2 separate regions of the Homo sapiens genome follow, and region 2 is linked to region 1. Evidence: read pairs that join two places in POLR2A ChIA-PET (ENCODE). Cell type or tissue: MCF 10A. All regions are shown on one strand. Each heading gives the region's core, and the rest is flanking DNA. Links, peaks and the distances in the headings are about the cores only. Region 1 overlaps HDAC9 (histone deacetylase 9). Region 2 overlaps HDAC9 (histone deacetylase 9).

Region 1 (2,824 bases), core at 210-2,709:
CCCTCATTCTTTTTCATTCTTTTCTTGATTGTTACATGGGAGTAAATGAAGTAATCAGAGCTTGGAAATAAGTGGTAATTGTGCCTTTGGTTGCAAGTAAAAAATTACTTATTTTACTCTCCAAGATTTATTTTTTATTTTTATTTTTTACCTACATGGGTGTCATCAAATAGATAAGCTGGATCTAATCAAATAGATCACCCCCAGAGGGAATGAATCCATTCATACAAAGACCTGCCAGGCTGTTTGACACTAGTATCTCTGTCCTATGTGTCCTATGTGGAAGGTGGGTCTAGGGCTGCCCTTAAATAGATGTGAATAGTGTAGACTTTTCAGGTTCCAAGTTGATGAAACTTCCAAACCTTTGGTGATCTATTGGGATTGAAAGTTGATTACAACTTTCCCATTGCTAAATATCTGAACACCACCTCAAGTCAGTCACACAAGGAGCTAGGGCCCCAAGCACCCTGGAAAGACTAAGAAGCCAGACTTGCCACCATCCTTAGGCTATTACTTTGGCCTGGTACTTACTAGCTCTTAAGCCTGGTACTCAATGATTTACTGTTCAAGTGCCTGCAGTGGTTCTTCCTAATTGCTGATCTCATTTTGCACCCAAGTGCCAAATAGTCCCCTGGAGACTACTGAGTAAAACAACAGGAAAAGTTCTAATAACCATCAGGATCCTTAGTAAAATGCAGCTCTTAAAGTAGAGGACCTTCCTGGAACCATCCCAAGTAGCCTGACACTCCTGTTTTCTTTAGGCACTTCATGTGCTTGTCAGTTACTGAAATTAACTACATTTCATAAATGATTCCCTCTGCTGGCTACTTGGGCGACAAAGTGGTTTTAGGGACTCACTTTATTTACATGATTACCCTAAGGCAGGAAGGAAATATTGTGCATAAGGAAAGTGCTGTGGGGAGAAATCTTTGACTAAAGAGTAACAACATCTGAGAAAACTGTTTATAGTAGATCCAGAAAAGTGCAAACAAATGAACAGAGCTGGCAGCTCATTCTGAATCTGAGATAAGCAATTCTAAATGAGACAGCTGGATTTTATATAGCGCACAAATACGTGCTATGAAACCCAGATCAGACAGACTCGCCAAAATATCCTAGACTGCTGGAGGTCAGTACAGGTCAGCTAAATAAATTAAATCCTGAGTACACTACCTTGGTCTAATTGCCTGGTCTCTCTGGGCTTACCTTTGTCTTTTCATCACTAGCTCCACCTATCCTTTCATCTATTTTCTACTTTCGCTTAAAGTTTATATTACGGTGCCATCAAAGATAAGTTTCTATGTTACAGCCCCAAAGTAAATATTAATACTTCTATGTTACACTGTAGTGAATTTCCTTTTTAGTTTAAAAAATCTGCTTTTCAAAAGGTAATCGACCACAATGGATGTGGTATAATTCCAATCATCAACAGAAACGTTCCCTCTGTTTCATTCTTTGTATTTATCTTGAGCAGCATAAACTCTTCTTTCCCACATATGAAAATCTTTGAAATGTTTATGGAAATGCTTACTAAATGAAGAAGTTTGCTAAATGTCCCAAATATTATTAAACCTGTACTATTTACGTGTGCTTGGCTATCAAAACTGACTCCTTGTTACATAGATGTCTGGGAGAGTCATCCTATGGGCAGATCTCCAAAACTCTCCAAAACAAATCTCCAAAACTCTATGACTCGTGTATTGTAGACTTTTGGTGGTTGCTCATTACAGCAGTTTTCATCTGTTAGGTGGTTTGAAGCATTTAAAAGTCAGATAGTTATATGCTGTTATCAAAACACAGATCTAGAACTGTTCAACTGTCATGCATTAAGAGTTGCTATGCAGGCATTAAAGATGTTATAATCCAGAGCTCTTTTGAGGCACATGGACATGATAAGACTATCTAATATTGGCTAACATTTGTTGAGTGCTTGCTAAATGTCAGGCTTTAGGCTGAGATGTTTAAATGAGTTTCTGTATTTACTCTTCATAAATCTATGAGATATAGTCCTATTTGCATATGAGGAAATTAAGGCCCACTAAAAGGGAAAGTAAGTTGCCCAAGGTCACGCAATTAGAAAAGTGGCAGTGGCCAGTGGCGGTGGCTCACGCCTGTAATCCCAACACTTTGGAAGGCTAAGAGGCTCACTTGAGCACAGGAGTTCAAGACCAGCCTGGGCAACATAACAAGATCCTACCTCTACAAAAAATTTTTTACAGGAAAATGAGTTGGGCATGGTATCACAGGCCGGTAGTGCTAGCTATGTAGAAGGCTGAGGTGGGAGGATCACTTGAGCCCAGGAGCTAAAGGCTGCAATGAACCATAATTGCACCACTGCACTTCAGCCTGGGTGACAGAGCAAGACACTATCTCAACGACAAAACAAAGAAGAAAAGTGGCAGACCCATGTGTTGGTCCTATAAAGGTGTATATACTGTGGAGCCTGCTTTTTGAACCACTGCCAAGTACTGGTCTGGCAGGCTGATCATTGTTTCCTTTTCTTTTTTTTATAGCAACAAGCACAATACAACATGGATGCTTATTATGAAAATATCTTGAATAAACACCCATGCAGCAAACTTTTCAAGTAAAAGAAAAAATAAAGAGATTGACTTTAAATATATTTTTAAATAGATCATTTTTTTTTAAATCACTCCATACATGAAAGTCAATAAATATTTCTGGAGCCTAGACAATAGCTGAGGTGATATTTTAGCCCCTGGGGACACATAGTAGTTAACAACACACAGTAACGTCAAAGAAGTGATAGAGCATGATGGAGGATGGGTACACTGGTCAGGAAAATTGACCTGAGAAGGTGATA
Region 2 (2,824 bases), core at 73-2,572, 88 kb after region 1:
CTCAGGCCTTGAAGTTTCTTAAACATGTCAAGACCTGCTTATTTGCCCCACCCTGAGAGAGCTTCTGTATTTGCTTTTTTCCTGTGTGGAATATTCTTTCCCCACATATCTACATAATGCTTCCCTTAATTCACTCAGCACAAATCTCTCCTTATCAGTAAAGCTTTCTGATAAGCTAACAGAGCTAGCCTTCTTGCTCAGCCTTCCTCTAGCTCTCTTTCATCCTTTACTTTTATCCATAACACATTTTCACATGAACTTGTATCATATGTCCATTTGTTTATCTCTTTATCATTGCTCTTCAGCAGGAAACCTAATTTCCCTGTCTGGATCACCACAGTATTTTCAGTATTTAAAGTAGTTTCTGGCATATGATAGGTACTTGAAACATGTTTTTTTTAAATAAATTAATCATTGATTATTGAAATCAGCAAGGTTGCTTGCAGTCTATTGCAAGGGATATATCACAAAATATCACTGACTGGCTGCATTAAATTTTGATTTTCCTAATACGTATATATTTTAAACAACTTGACTGAGTAAAATCCACTAAAAATACATGGCAAGCAAGACACAGTATAACAAATCCAAAAAGAAGACATTAAAAGAAATCCAAGAGAAAAAAAATAGAAAATCTACAAGAAATGATCATCAGACTATCAGCTGATTTTTCCTCATCAAAATTGGAAGCCAGAAAAGCACAGAAGATATTTAAAGTGCTGAGAGAAACTATCAACTTTGAACTGTGTACTTAGCAAAGCTGTCTTTCAAGAATGAGGGTAAAAGACATCATAGATAAATAAAAACTGAGAAACCGTCAGTAAGGAAAATCCGAAAAAATGTCCTGGAAGAAAGAAAACAATCCCAGAACAGAGGTTTCAGATACAATCATAAATGGTGATAAGAAAAATGGTAAATAGCGAGCAAGTATAGAGAAACACTGATGGTTAAAACAGTACAATCATACCTCGTCAGTGCTACTAGTCTTTTATAAATACAACTAAAGTCCTAAGCATGTAAGTTAGGACATGACTATTGCTTTAAAATAGAAAGAAAACATAAAGTTCTTGTATTGTTGGTGGGAAAAAAAAGATAGTGAAGTTTAGGATGTGTTATAAGTAGGTTAAATTTTTAAAGGTAGTTACTAAAATAATAGAAAAAAAGTGTGCATTTTCTGAAAAAAGAGGTCACATAGAGAAAAAATAAACTAATTTAATTAAAAATAAAGCAAGGGGCGGGTGAAAGTAAGGGGACAAACCAATAATGGAACAAAAAGAAAAAACAAAATAAGATGATAGAGATATGTTTCAGTATATTATAAATCATAACACATATAAGTGAATTGAACTCCCCAATTAAAATACACAGTCATATTAGAAAACAAATCCAGGAATGCTGTTTATAGGAGATAGACCTAGTATGTAATAAAGAGAAAGTCTGAAAGTAAAGGAATGGTAAATGATAAGCCAGGAAAATACTAGAAAAGAAAAAAAGCTGTTTTTGCTATATTAATATCATAAATATAATTGAGGATAAAAATATTTACTTAAGATAATTATTAAATATTAATAAAGGATTTATAAGCATATAATAGTCTTAATTTTACTGTACCTAATAACAGAGTTTTTAAATATCTAAAGCAAAAATTAACAGTTCCATAAAGATAAAAAAATCTATCATGATATGTGGAAACTTCAACACCACATTTTTAAATAGCCATTATAGAATCTTGCAAAAATCCTGCAGCCAAATATGGACTATTTTAACAAAATAATTAATAAGCTTGTGCTAATGGACATATAAAATATTACACTCAATAATATGTGGATGCCGATTCTATTTAAGCACACAAAGAACATTTTACAAATAGCAAGAACACTTGTCAATAAAGCGGGTCTCATAAACTTCCAGGAACTAGTATGATACAGATCAAATTTTATGAATGTCTTATATTTAAATTGAGTCAATAACAAAAATTGTGACTAAAACACTCATACGTTTGGAAATTTAAAAATACACATTTAATACACTAATGGCTCAAAAAAGGAGATAATGGAAATAAGACATTTTAAAAACTAAACTCTTGAGAATTCTTTATAGAAAACAGCATGTAACTCAAATAGTACTTAAAGAAAAATTTATAGCTCTAATAAGTAGAAAAGACTACAGGTTGTAAAATAATGAGCTAAATAATTTAAGAAATTATTAAAAGAAATATATGACCTCCCCCCAAATAAAATAAATAATAAAAATAGAAGAAATTCATAAAATATATGACATCTACAAAGGCCAAAGTTTGCTCTACAGGAATTAGAGAATTGTCAAACTTCTGACAGAGTTGATCAAGAAAAAGAGGAAAAATAAGCGGTATGATAATGAAAAAGATATATTGCTAAAGCTCCTGCAAACATTGAAGTGTTAAAAGAGGATATTATGAACGGATTCATATGACTAATTTTGAAAATTTGGCTCCAATATGTAAATGTCAAGAAAAAATACAACACTCCTAAATTGACTCAAAAAGAAATACAAATTCCAAATAGTTTCATAATAATGAAAGAATTTGAATCAGTAGTTACAAATCTTCCTAAATAACAAGGCTCTGTGACTTTAGAGGAAAGTTTTACCAAACGTTGAGAAAACAAATTTCCCAATTTTTACCGAACTATTACTCTAAAGTAGAGAAATATAGAGACAGTCTCATATTCACTTTATGAAGCCCTGATGCACTAGATTGATGGGTCTTTATAAGAATTACAGACCAATTTCAGTAATTAACTTATATGCAAAAATTCCAACCAAAATATTATTAGCAAACCAAATG

Evidence for each region. ChIA-PET counts read pairs that join two places held together with the same protein. Peaks named below come from ENCODE experiments on the same cell type or tissue, not always from the same donor. Only the 100,000 strongest peaks of a DNase experiment are listed, where the experiment ranks them.
Region 2: POLR2A ChIA-PET joins it to region 1 with 5 read pairs; 2 of 35 experiments call an interaction of 5 or more read pairs at or near these places.

The regions. Positions count from the first base shown.
Region 1 is chr7:18,889,265-18,892,088 of GRCh38, reverse strand. All of the region lies in intron 22 of HDAC9 (histone deacetylase 9), which reads right to left. The region is part of intron 2 of HDAC9-AS1 (HDAC9 antisense RNA 1); the gene reads left to right. Among named protein-coding and RNA genes, the nearest start is that of HDAC9-AS1, 11 kb to the left of the region's middle. In MCF 10A, for the core only: no CTCF peak of the experiment used is centred there; a DNase peak (open chromatin) is centred at 1,668.
Region 2 is chr7:18,801,480-18,804,303 of GRCh38, reverse strand. All of the region lies in intron 17 of HDAC9 (histone deacetylase 9), which reads right to left. Among named protein-coding and RNA genes, the nearest start is that of HDAC9-AS1, 99 kb to the left of the region's middle. In MCF 10A, for the core only: no CTCF peak of the experiment used is centred there; no DNase peak of the experiment used is centred there.